Regions from separate parts of the Homo sapiens genome. Here region 1 is linked to region 2. A link is a contact called in ENCODE Hi-C or POLR2A ChIA-PET data. All regions are on one chromosome and are shown on one strand. The core of a region is the stretch at or near the end of the contact, and the rest is flanking DNA. Distances in the headings are between cores, read along the strand shown.

What was found. Hi-C counts contacts between places; a loop is a spot of excess contacts on that map. ChIA-PET counts read pairs that join two places held with the same protein, here RNA polymerase II (POLR2A). Pooled maps may share reads with other maps.
Region 1: a pooled map shows a loop between it and region 2 (2.5-fold over the local background). The contact joins two enhancer-like sites. A Hi-C loop is called at or near these places in 10 of 37 single-sample maps with no recorded cell type and 5 of 50 pooled maps. POLR2A ChIA-PET finds 5 or more read pairs at or near these places in 1 of 52 experiments (AG04450).

What each region holds. Positions count from the first base shown.
Region 1 is chr6:56,899,382-56,904,745 of GRCh38, reverse strand. DST (dystonin) reads left to right here. Exons shown (of 104, transcript NM_001374736.1): 3 at 4,125-4,325. Among named protein-coding and RNA genes, the nearest start is that of DST, 53 kb to the left of the region's middle. Within about 2 kb of position 1,990, at least 3 of the 41 ENCODE cell types and tissues checked have a DNase peak (open chromatin) inside an H3K27ac peak, as active enhancers do.
Region 2 is chr6:56,761,780-56,767,138 of GRCh38, reverse strand. The region is part of intron 4 of DST (dystonin); the gene reads left to right. Among named protein-coding and RNA genes, the nearest start is that of DST-AS1, 80 kb to the left of the region's middle. RefSeq lists an enhancer at 1-103. Within about 2 kb of position 2,923, at least 3 of the 41 ENCODE cell types and tissues checked have a DNase peak (open chromatin) inside an H3K27ac peak, as active enhancers do.

The sequences.
Region 1 (5,364 bases), core at 741-3,240, 140 kb before region 2:
GCTAAAATTTCCTCTGTTAAAAGACATGGCTTTTTTTTAATATTACTTAGGAGAAGAAAGTGTCATAAATCAAGGAGCTGTAATTCCTTACAGTTATTTAGGGAAATAAAGGTGAACGGTCATCGTTGTTTATAGTGTTTGTAATCATAGCTGTGAGCTGCTGATGTGTAAATTGCTGCTGCCAGATCCAGGAAGTGAAGCAGTAATAATAATGATAATAATGTATTAAGTATTTTTTCTATGCTGTGTACTGTTCTGAGTACGTAATGTGGATTATCTCATTTAAACACCCCATTACTCTACAAGAGAGACGTATTGTTATATGCATTTGACAAATTAAAGAAGAAGCAAGGCACAGAGAAGTAATTTAGCCAAGACCACACACCTAGTAAGTAATAGAGCTGGTATTATATTTGAACCCAGGTAGTTTGACTCACTGGAGAGTAACAAAGAACTCTCTCCTAATGATCGGTACCTCACATGTGTCTGTCTTCAAGGCACACCAGCAATGTGACTCATTTTCCTATTTCCACCTGATTTCTTTTTTAGATAGTATGAATAATACACTATTGTGTTCAAGACTATATTTTATTCACACAAGTAATATCCATAGTAATTATAGTGAATGTTTCTGTACTACTACGTGCTAGGTACTCTTTGAAGTACTTTACCTCCATTACTTTATTCTTTTCAGCAACCCTATGAATTACTATTTTAATCCTTATTTTATAGGTGAGGAAATAATTAAGTAACTATTCAAGATCATACAACTAGGAAGTGACAAAGGCAGTATTAGAACCCAGATAGTGGCTGCAGAGTCTGTGTAGTATACCACAGTGCTTATAAATAGTTATTTTAAAATAGTACAAGTAAATTTGGGTATAAAAGAAATAACTGAGGCAGTGCTCAGATCTGGAGAAAAAATGTTAAGGTGGAATGAAGATGCCTGAAGTTTAGGAAAGACTGATTTAAGTGGTTTAGAATTTTTGGCCGCATGCGATGGCTTACACCTGTAATCCCAGCACTTTGGGAAGCTGAGCTGGGCAGATCATGAGGTCAGGAGTTTGAGACCAGCCTGGCCAACATGGTGAAACCCCATCTGTACTAAAAATACAAAAATTAGCCGGGCATGGTGGTGCACACCTGTAATCCCAGCTACTCAGGAGGCTGAGGCAGGAGAATCGCTTGAACCCAGCAGGCAGAGGTTGCAGTGAGCTGAGATCACACCACTGCACTCCAGCCTGGGTGACAGAGCAAGATTCTGTCTCAAAAAAATTTTTTTATATCATAAATAATTCTGCATTGAATATCTTACTGGGCACTCTTGGTAGAATTTCTCTAGGGTAGATACAGGGATGTGAATTCACTGAGTTATTGTTTTGCAGAATGGCTGTGACAGCATGTTTTAATCTCTGTCATTTGGTTACTTTAGCGAAGTTTTATGCAGTTTTTCTCCCTAAGTGTTTCTAGAATTTGTAGTCCACTGAGGACTATTGGTAATAATACCAGTTAAGCAAAATCTGGTTGCTTATTACTCATAAGAGAATCTACATTCTTACCAAAGAAATGTACTGAACTTACTCCACTATTACAGAAGCTACTATATCATCAAATATTTTGTTCATTCTACCAGAACACCAAATTTCTGAATTAGAATGCAGGGCTATGGGAGATAATGCCATCTAGTGGTCAAACTAAACTCTGGTTCCTAGAGATTCTTAGTCTTCAAAGTGTAGAAAAATTATCAGAGAAGCTTGTTAAAAAATGAGATTGAGAAGGAAAGACAGAGAGAGAGAGAGAGAGAATGAATGTGTGTGTGTAGAGGGTGGAGGGGGCGGGTGGGTGGATGGGGAATGTCCAGGAAGCTGCATAAAAAGCAGCCTGTATGGTTGTTGGTTTTGATGTGTGTGGTCTAAACTGCCCTAGAATTTGGTTCAGCATTTGGCCCAGTTCCCTCTTCTCCTTAATCCTCTTCTCCAGCAGCTGCTGTAGTACCTCCTGAGTTACGTGGGAGTGGTGGGGATGTTCTGGGACTATTTTCGGTTGAAGAGGACCAGCTGAGCTTGCACGCAGGGGCGGGATGGGAACAAGACTAAAGTATTTGCGGATGGATTAGGAGAGCCCAAACAATGACCTCGGTTTTGCCAAATCCATTTGCATTTTCTCCTTACCGATTTCTGTTGACCTCATTGCTACTTTTGACTCTGGGGTTAACCCCCTCCTTTTTTAAAAATTATCTCTTTCTTCATATCCTTCAGCCTGGTGTACAGGCTCTCCATAATTGGACAGTAGCCCATCTTCCGGCTCCCTCAGTGAGAATCCCACTGTACACATTTATCTTTCAGAATCCCACAGAATCATTATTATGCCTTTTCTCATACTGTTCATCTCTCTGAAATTCTTACTCCTCATTTTTTATGCATTTACTGCAGACTTTAAGCCTTTTATACATCTTCAAAAATTCAGAAGACACACAAACTGAAAGAAGCCCTTCTTGGATCATTTAGTGTTTATCTCTCACTAGTTTCCCACCATATTTAGCTTGTACCCTCATACCAGCACATTATCAAATAACGTTTCTTATTGTTGTAAATACTCCACCCATCTGTCTATCATCTATGTATTATTCATTCATTTCTTATGTTGTTTCCTTTGTCTTCAATATAAATTCAATTCATTCTTCAAATGCCACCCACTCAACTAAGCCAAATGTAACTATACTCAGCTTCATTCATTGATTTCCTTCTCTGAGATCTGCTAGCGCTGAGAGTCTACTACTTTAACCACTTTAACCCTTCATTACACATTCCCATGTGTTTATGAACTCTATGTTAGATTTCTCCTTCTGCTCTCCAGTAAATTGTAAGCCATGAGGACCAAGACTATTTTATGTAATTATTGATATTTTCCAAAATTGCATGTTCTCAGTTGCATAATATGACTTAGCTGACATGTTTCCGTTGTCTGAGTTGTCCTTATACTCATCTTGCTCTAAAGAAGAGGAAAATGACAATTTTATTAAGCACTTCCTATGTGTCAGATACCATGCTTAGAATTTTACATGTATATATATATACACACACAGAAACACACACACACAGATACACACACACACATATATATATTTTTTATCTTATTTTATTTTATTTTTTAGATGGAGTCTCACTCTGTCACCTGGGCTGGAGTGCAGTGGCATGATCTTGGCTCACTGCAACCTCTGCCTCCCAGGTTCAAGCAGTTCTCCTGCCTCAGCCTCCCAAGTAGCTGGGATTACTGGCGTCCACCAGCATGACCAGCTAATTTTTGATTTTTAGTAGAGACAGGGTTTCGCCATGTTGGCCAGGCTGGTCTCCAACTCCTGACCTCAGGTGATCCACCCGCCTTGGCCTCCCAAAGTGCTGGGATTACAGGCGTGAGCCATTGTGCCCAGCTGGAATTTTACTTATATTTATGTTATTTAAAACTTAAAAGCCCTGTGAGTGGAATGTTATACATTTTGTAGGTTAGAACAGTTGGACTCAGAAATATTTAATACATTGTGTAGCTGTAATTAAGAAGTCAGCATTTGGACCCGGGCCCATCTGACGCCCAAACCCATACCCTTTGTGCCACCTCGTTGCTTCCATTTGAGTTTGGAACCCTCACTTTGTGGTGTTTTGCAGTGATGATTGGCATTCCTGCTCTTTCCTTCCTCAGAAAGAGTCTCTCTCAGGAATGTAAAGTGGCACTTTACCCTGGAATGATATCCTGTCCCGCTCCCTACACTCTACTTCAGGCCAAAATGGAAACGCCCTTCTTCACAGTCTCCCTGATGCTTCAGTCAAGCAGTGTGCCCACCTGCTTTTTTTCCCTCCTTTTTTTTTTTTTTTTGGACTGGCTTTACTCAATTAAGAACACTTCTTAATGTAGAATAACTCTGGGCCCTGAAATACTGGGGTGCTTTAAAGAACACTTGTGGGGAAAACTTAACTTGCACGTTAAGCCTCCTCCATGCTCACTTTGGGAGTGCACGTGATCTCACTGAATATAGTGACTTTTGGAGCTCTTTGTATAACTAGCCATGGAGAACTTCCAGACTAACTCAATACAAATCTGGATTTGCTTGGTTGTGTTTTCTGCCACAGGGATTCAGAGCAAGCCCTCGGCATCTTAGAAGACGAGTTGCAGCGGCCGCAGCTGCCCGTCTGGAAGAAGTGAAGCCCGTGGTGGAAGTTCACCATCAGAGTGAGCAAGAAACTTCAGTGAGGAAACGAAGAATCAAGAAGAGCAGCCGAGTCCAGCCAGAATTTTATCACTCTGTTCAAGGTGCTTCAATCAGGAGGCCTGTAAGTAGAGAACTGTCTTTTATAAAAATATTAAATTCACTGTCAAATCATGTGGTTGTTCTTTTAGTTTAAAAACATTATCAGATTAACTTTGAATAATTAGGTTGTTGTTATTCCCAACAAGTGGCAGCGTACTCATATGAGTTTCAGCAAGGAATAGGGTTTCATAGAATGTTCTAGGATGGATAGATAGTTGACAAAAAAGCAAGAGTTAGTCACTGTCAGGCAGCTGATATGAAAGCTGGTGAACTCCCAGCCCTGCTGAAGCTGGAGTTCTAGAATGAGGATGGGGACATAGAGTCAACAAATCTAGGTGTGGTAATGAGAGAACTGATGAAGAGGATGACAACAAAACCAGTGTCAGGATAGGAGAAGCAGTGAAGGAAGGTGGGGCTGGAGTCTTGGGCAGTAGCAGTGGCTGAACTCCTCCTGGAGGCTCTTGAGCCAGTGAGGCCTGTGCGTCCCTCCACACCCAGCCTAGGGTAACTCTAAGTGTCCTGGCCTTCTCAGGTGTGGCCTTTATATTGTTATAAGGCAGCACCATTGTCTTTTTCTAACCTGGTGCCCTGTTGGCCACAATGCCACCTTTCTTCAGAAACTCAGGGCTCAACTAGGAGCTGGTCTTCATCCCCTTCTCACATCCTGAGCACGTTGTTCTGTGTGCTCTGATTTTTCTTTCCTTGGTTCTGGCTCATGGGCTTTTTACCAAGGCTGGGGCTTAGAAAATGCCATTTTAAAACTTGTAAAGTAATTTTATGACTGCAATAATTTTATTTGCTTTGGCATTAGAAAAAAGTGTCTGTATGGCTCATCTCTATGCTGTGGGGAGCCTGTTGTTGTTTCTTGTGCCAACATAGGGGAGCCATCAAGATTTGGCTTGAAAATGTCTTTGTAAATTATTGAAACAGAACTGCCCTTCTGTGGGGGTAACTGTGTGGCAGGCACATGTGGAGACTGTGCGAAGGCCAAGAGAATGTCTGACTCAGTAACCAGGCCAACAACAATGGAAAGAAGTTAAATTCCTTTACAGAAAAGGATC
Region 2 (5,359 bases), core at 1,674-4,173:
GCTGATTCATTAGATCTTACCTGATCTTTAGCTGATGACCTTCTAAGATGAACTGAAAACTGAAACCAAGCCAAAGAAATGTTTTTAGAAAATTCATTGATTTTTTTTGACAAGCTGCAGCTGCTTGTGGTGGTATAAATAGGTTTCCTTACTGTGTTATTTAAGAGTAGCTTAAGGGCATGAGCCAAGTCAAAACAGAAAAAAAGCACTGACTCATTAGATTTTTAAAGCATGGGTTGTCCACTTGTGTTTCTAGGTTAAGAGAATTGGGGTTTCCCATATAATCAGAACTATTAAAGGTACTGCAAGGCTGTGTGCGGTGGCTCATGCCTGTAATCCCAGCACTTTGGGAGATTGAGGCGGGTGGATCACCTGAGGTCAGGAGTTCGAGACCAGCCTGACCAACACGGTGAAACCCCGACTCTACTAAAAGTGCAAAAATTAGCTGGGCATGGTGGCGCGTGCCTGTAATCCCAGCTACTTGGGAAGCTGAAGCGGGAGAATTGCTTGAACCTGGGAGGCGGAGGTTGCAGTGAGTCGAAATCACGCCACTGCATACCAGCGTGGGTGGCAGAGCGAGACTGAGTCTCAAAAAGGAAAAAAAAAAAAAAAAGATACCGCAGCAATTGCAGAGAAAGGCCTTATATGTCTGATGAGAAACTGCAAGCTTTAGAAAGACAGCAGTGCTATCTTCCCAAACAACATGATAGCCAGCATGTCAAAGCCAGATTTCTTTTACCCATCTTTGTATCTCGGCATCTAGCCTGGTTAGTACTTGGCATGCAGTAGGTGCTCAGAAACTACTTGTTGAAAGAATGCATTGTCAGTGAACAGTGGTCACATTCATGATGTGGAAATGTCATGGACATGGGAGACATTATACTCATGTGTTCTCATGTGTTCTTGTTTTATAAGAACATGCTTTTTATACTGTATCATAGAAATTGTATTAAGCAAATTGACTTTGACTTGAAGTCTCAGGCATGTAAGCTTTCTACAAAATGTGAATCCATGCTTCAATTAATCAATCTTTGAGAGATAAGGCTCAACTTTCACAGTTAGAGTGGATGGATTGGGTTTTGGTCCCATGAGGCTGTAGTGTAAGAATACTAACTTGTGCGTGTGACTAGCTAAGTAGGACAAATCCTTTTGCTCAGATTCTCTTTGCCCACATATAGTTCAAGTAAACACAATGAACCCAAAACCAAATTTGCTAAGTCCTTAGAGGAAATGTTACTTAGGTGTTTTTAGAATGTTTAAAATTTTTGAGTTTTTGGGTGGTAGAGATGCCTTTGTTTTCCTGCTTAGGAAAGTTGAATAAAAGGCTGTCATAGCTCCATTCCTGATAGTTGTCAGGGACCAATAACTGAAGTCTGAGTAAAATCTTTGGAGACTTCTTCCAGATGCTAGTAATTGCTTTAACTTGAGTCTGTCTGGCAGTACCTCAAGATCTCTGTTATATCTCATAACTCATACTTCACCATTCATCTTAACATCTCTGTTCTCTAAGCACAGATTGCTTTTTGCTGCCTCTCATCACCTCTGCCTCAAGACAGACCAGAAATCTCTTGCATATCTCACCTCTGCACTGTACGTTTATTTTACAGTCTTCTCCTTTATGATATCCTGGCATGCATATGTTTCGTGCATTATTTCTACTATGGTTGATTGGAATTCATTCTCTTCATTGGCAGTTCTAGTTTCTACCTGACTTCTTCCTTGAGTGACTTCTTATGATTCTAGAATAGTAATTTGATAACACTTGCAAGTTCTGTTACTGCATTTCAGTATTTGTTATGAAATTCAAAATATCTCAAAACATAAAATTGGGGGCAAATGATATCTGCAGAAACTAGTAAAGAAGGTCAAGGCTTTGCTTTTGAAAATATCATTGAAAATGGGTGTTTGTCATGGTGACTTTCACAAACATGGTGGACTTTGTATAAAACAATAGGATGTTAGAATCTACAGGTTATGGGGTCTCAGAGATTATAGACTATTGTCCAGTAGTCTTACAGATAAGAAACTGGAACCACTGAATAAGTTATTCCTACTCTTACGGCTAGCAAGTAGCAGGCAATCATACACAGATTTCCTGAGCCTGAAGTTAGTGCCTATTGCTTCTTACCCTCCCTCCCTTCCTCCCTCCCTCCCTCCCTCCCTCCCTTTCTTCCTTCCTTCCTTGATGGAGTCTCACTCTGTCACCCAGGCTGCAGTGCAATGGCATGATCTTGGCTCACTGCAACCTCTGCCTCCCGTGTTCAAGCAATTCTCCTGCCTCAGCCTCCCGAGTAGCTGGGATTACAGGCATCTGCCATCATGCACGGCTAATTTTTGTATTTTTGTAGAGATGGTGTTTCACCATGTTGGCCAGCCTGGTCTTGACCTCCTGACCTCAGGTGATCCACCCACCTCGGCCTCCCAAAATGCTGGGATTACAGGCATGAGCCACCGTGCCCAGCCTAACATCCTTCTTTTTAGTGTTCTTCCCACTCCTTCTTTTTTAAATTTTCTTCTTTCTTCCCATAAATATTTGAATGTCTTCTGTCAGCTAGGCAGTGTGTTTACTACAAACAGACATGAAACAAGGTCATTGCTCTCAAGTTTTGCCATTAGGCAAAGCTAGATGAGTAAAGTTAGGGAGCTAGATGAGTAAACATACCGCACCTGCAGCCAGGGGATCCCAGGCTACTAGTGCAAAGGGAGTGTAGAAAATCAAGCAGCATGTCGTGGGGCTCCAGAAATTGCAGAATATTGAAAGTGACCAAAGAAAGTGAAAGAAAAGGCTACAAGCCAAGCAGAATAGTATATGGTATTTGCCCTTACAGTGGTTTGAAGAGAAAACGTTTTGGAGATTGTGCTTGTTGCTTTGCTTGTTGGTGACTTGCATTTTTCAGTTCAGCCACTGGGGAGCATAGAAAAACTGGGAAGAGAGGTTCACAGAGGCCCTTGTCTAGGCAGAAGTGGTCAGACCAGGGTTGATGTCTCTTCCAGAGGCATCTGAGGCTGTGTGTGTGTGTGTGTGTGTGTGTGTGTGTGTGCATGTGCACTTTGGGAAAAGGTTTTGACTGTGAGGAAGGGTGCTCAGGAACAGGTAGATGAATTTTGACTGCAGACTTAATACTATACTTAATTATTGGACTATCACTACTGATAGGTTAGACTATTGCATATTAATCTGTATATTTATAGTATGTAGTTTCATTAGAGGGAGCTCTCCAAACTGGAGAACAGAAATATTTTCAAACCTTAGGTCATTGTGTACTTAGTCTAAGTACATTTTCAAAGTGAAAACTGGAAGTGATGTAGGACTAGAGTTCCTTGTGGGATTGGACCAGCATTCCTCAAGACAAATGGTAATTTGCTAGGCACATCCTTTGGTTTTCTCCCCCCCACCCCCACCCATCCCTATATGTGTGTGTGTGTGTGTGTGTGTGTGTGTGTGTGTGTGTGTATAGGTATTTTTTTTTTTTAAGAGGAGTCTCGTTCTGTCGGCTGGAGCGCAGTGGTGTGATCTCAGCTCACTGCAACCTCCACCTCCCAGGTTCAAGTGATTCTTGTTCCTCAGCCTCCTGAGTAGCTGGGACTACAGGTGCGTGCCACCATGCCTGGCTAATTTTTGTACGTTTAGTAGAGACGTGGTTTCACCATGTTGGCCAGGCTGGTTTCGAACTCCTGACCTCAGGTGATCCTTCTGCCTCAGCATCCCAAAGGACTGGCATTACAGGCGTGAGCCACCATGCCTGGCCCATCCCTATATTTTTAAATTAATTAATCATAGTGAAAAGCTAGGACATGTTGGACTTGATCCAGGCATAAAGAAGCAGCGCTTTGACTTATTAGGTAAGTGATCAGGAAGAGAAGGCATGAATTAATGCTTATGTGGACCTGCCTGAAATATGTAAGGAGAAAACTAGAACACATGGTCATGTATGGCAAATCCCTGAGGTAAACAAGGAGAAAATGCTTTCTATAAAGGTAATGTTCTCGGCTGGGTGCTGTGGCTCACGCCTGTAATCCCAGCACTTTGGGAGGCCGAGATGGGCAGATCACCTGAGGTCAGGAGTTCGAGACCAGCCTGGCCAACATGTCGAAACCCCATCTCTAGTAAAAATACAAAATTAGCTGGGTGTGGTGGCACATGGCTTTAATCCCAGCTACTCGGGAAGCTGAGGTAGGAGAATCGCTTGAACCGGGGAGGCACATGTTGCAGTGAGCTGAGATCACGCCGTTGCACTCCAGCCTGGGCAACAAGAGTGAAACTCTGTCTCAAAAAAAAAAAAAAAAAAAAAAAGGTGGTGTTCTCGTAAATTTGTTTTACCTATGGTATAGTACAAAGTGATTGTTAAAATAAGTTCTTATTGAATGAGAGCAATAAACTAATCAAGCAAAAATATCTCACATTTCAAAATCCAAAAATATGTGTAGAGGTAAAGAGATGAAGGGAAAGTAGTTGCGCAGGTATTTTACATTGTTCTGTTAAGCAAACAGTTATTGGGTGACTCTTAAGTGAAACTGTGATAGTGAAAGAAGGGGACTACAAAAGAGTTATGATAGCATTCTTGTCTTTAAAGAAGTATATAGTTAAGAAAGGGAGGCAGAAGTGCACAGATAATATCAAGGGATGCAGTACGAATTGTGAGTGCGGGCAGCCATTCCCAATTTCCAGATAGCAACACTGGGGCTGGACTCTGGAGGAGCTGCTTTTGAAGCCCACTTCTGCTTTGTAAATTTTTGTTGGGCCTGGGCGAAGGCAAGTAGGCCATTCTGAGATGATTTCTAAAGCCCCTTCTCACTTTCAAGTTATGTGAAACTGTTTTAAAATTTCTAGAGTCTTGTCGGGCACGCCAGCACTTTGGGAGGCCAAGGCGGGTGGATCACCTGAGGTCCGGAGTTCGAGACCAGCCTGACCAACATGGAGAAACCCTGTTTCTACTAAAAATACAAAAAATTAGCCGGGCGTGGTGGCGCATACCTGTAATCCCAGCTACTCAGGAGGCTGAAACAGGAGAATTGCTTGAGCCCGGGAGGTGGAGGTTGCATTAAGTTGAGATTTCACCATTGCACTCCAGTCTAGACAACAAGAGCAAAACTCTGTCTCAAAAAAAAAACATTTCTGGAGTCTTGTTTAAAGTTGACATCTGTGCCATGATGAGGCAGAAGATTGGTTAACTAATAGAAATTGCTTTTGGGGTTTTGGATACTCAGCTATAAGGTGCACTAAATAACCACTAATGTGTAGTGAAAGCAAAAGCTGTATTCAGATTCATAAATCAAGTTTCTATATATAATTATTTGGTAAAAAGTGATTGTGATGTAAGTTCTTCTTTTTTGACTTGAAGTATCAAGTGAGTAGAAC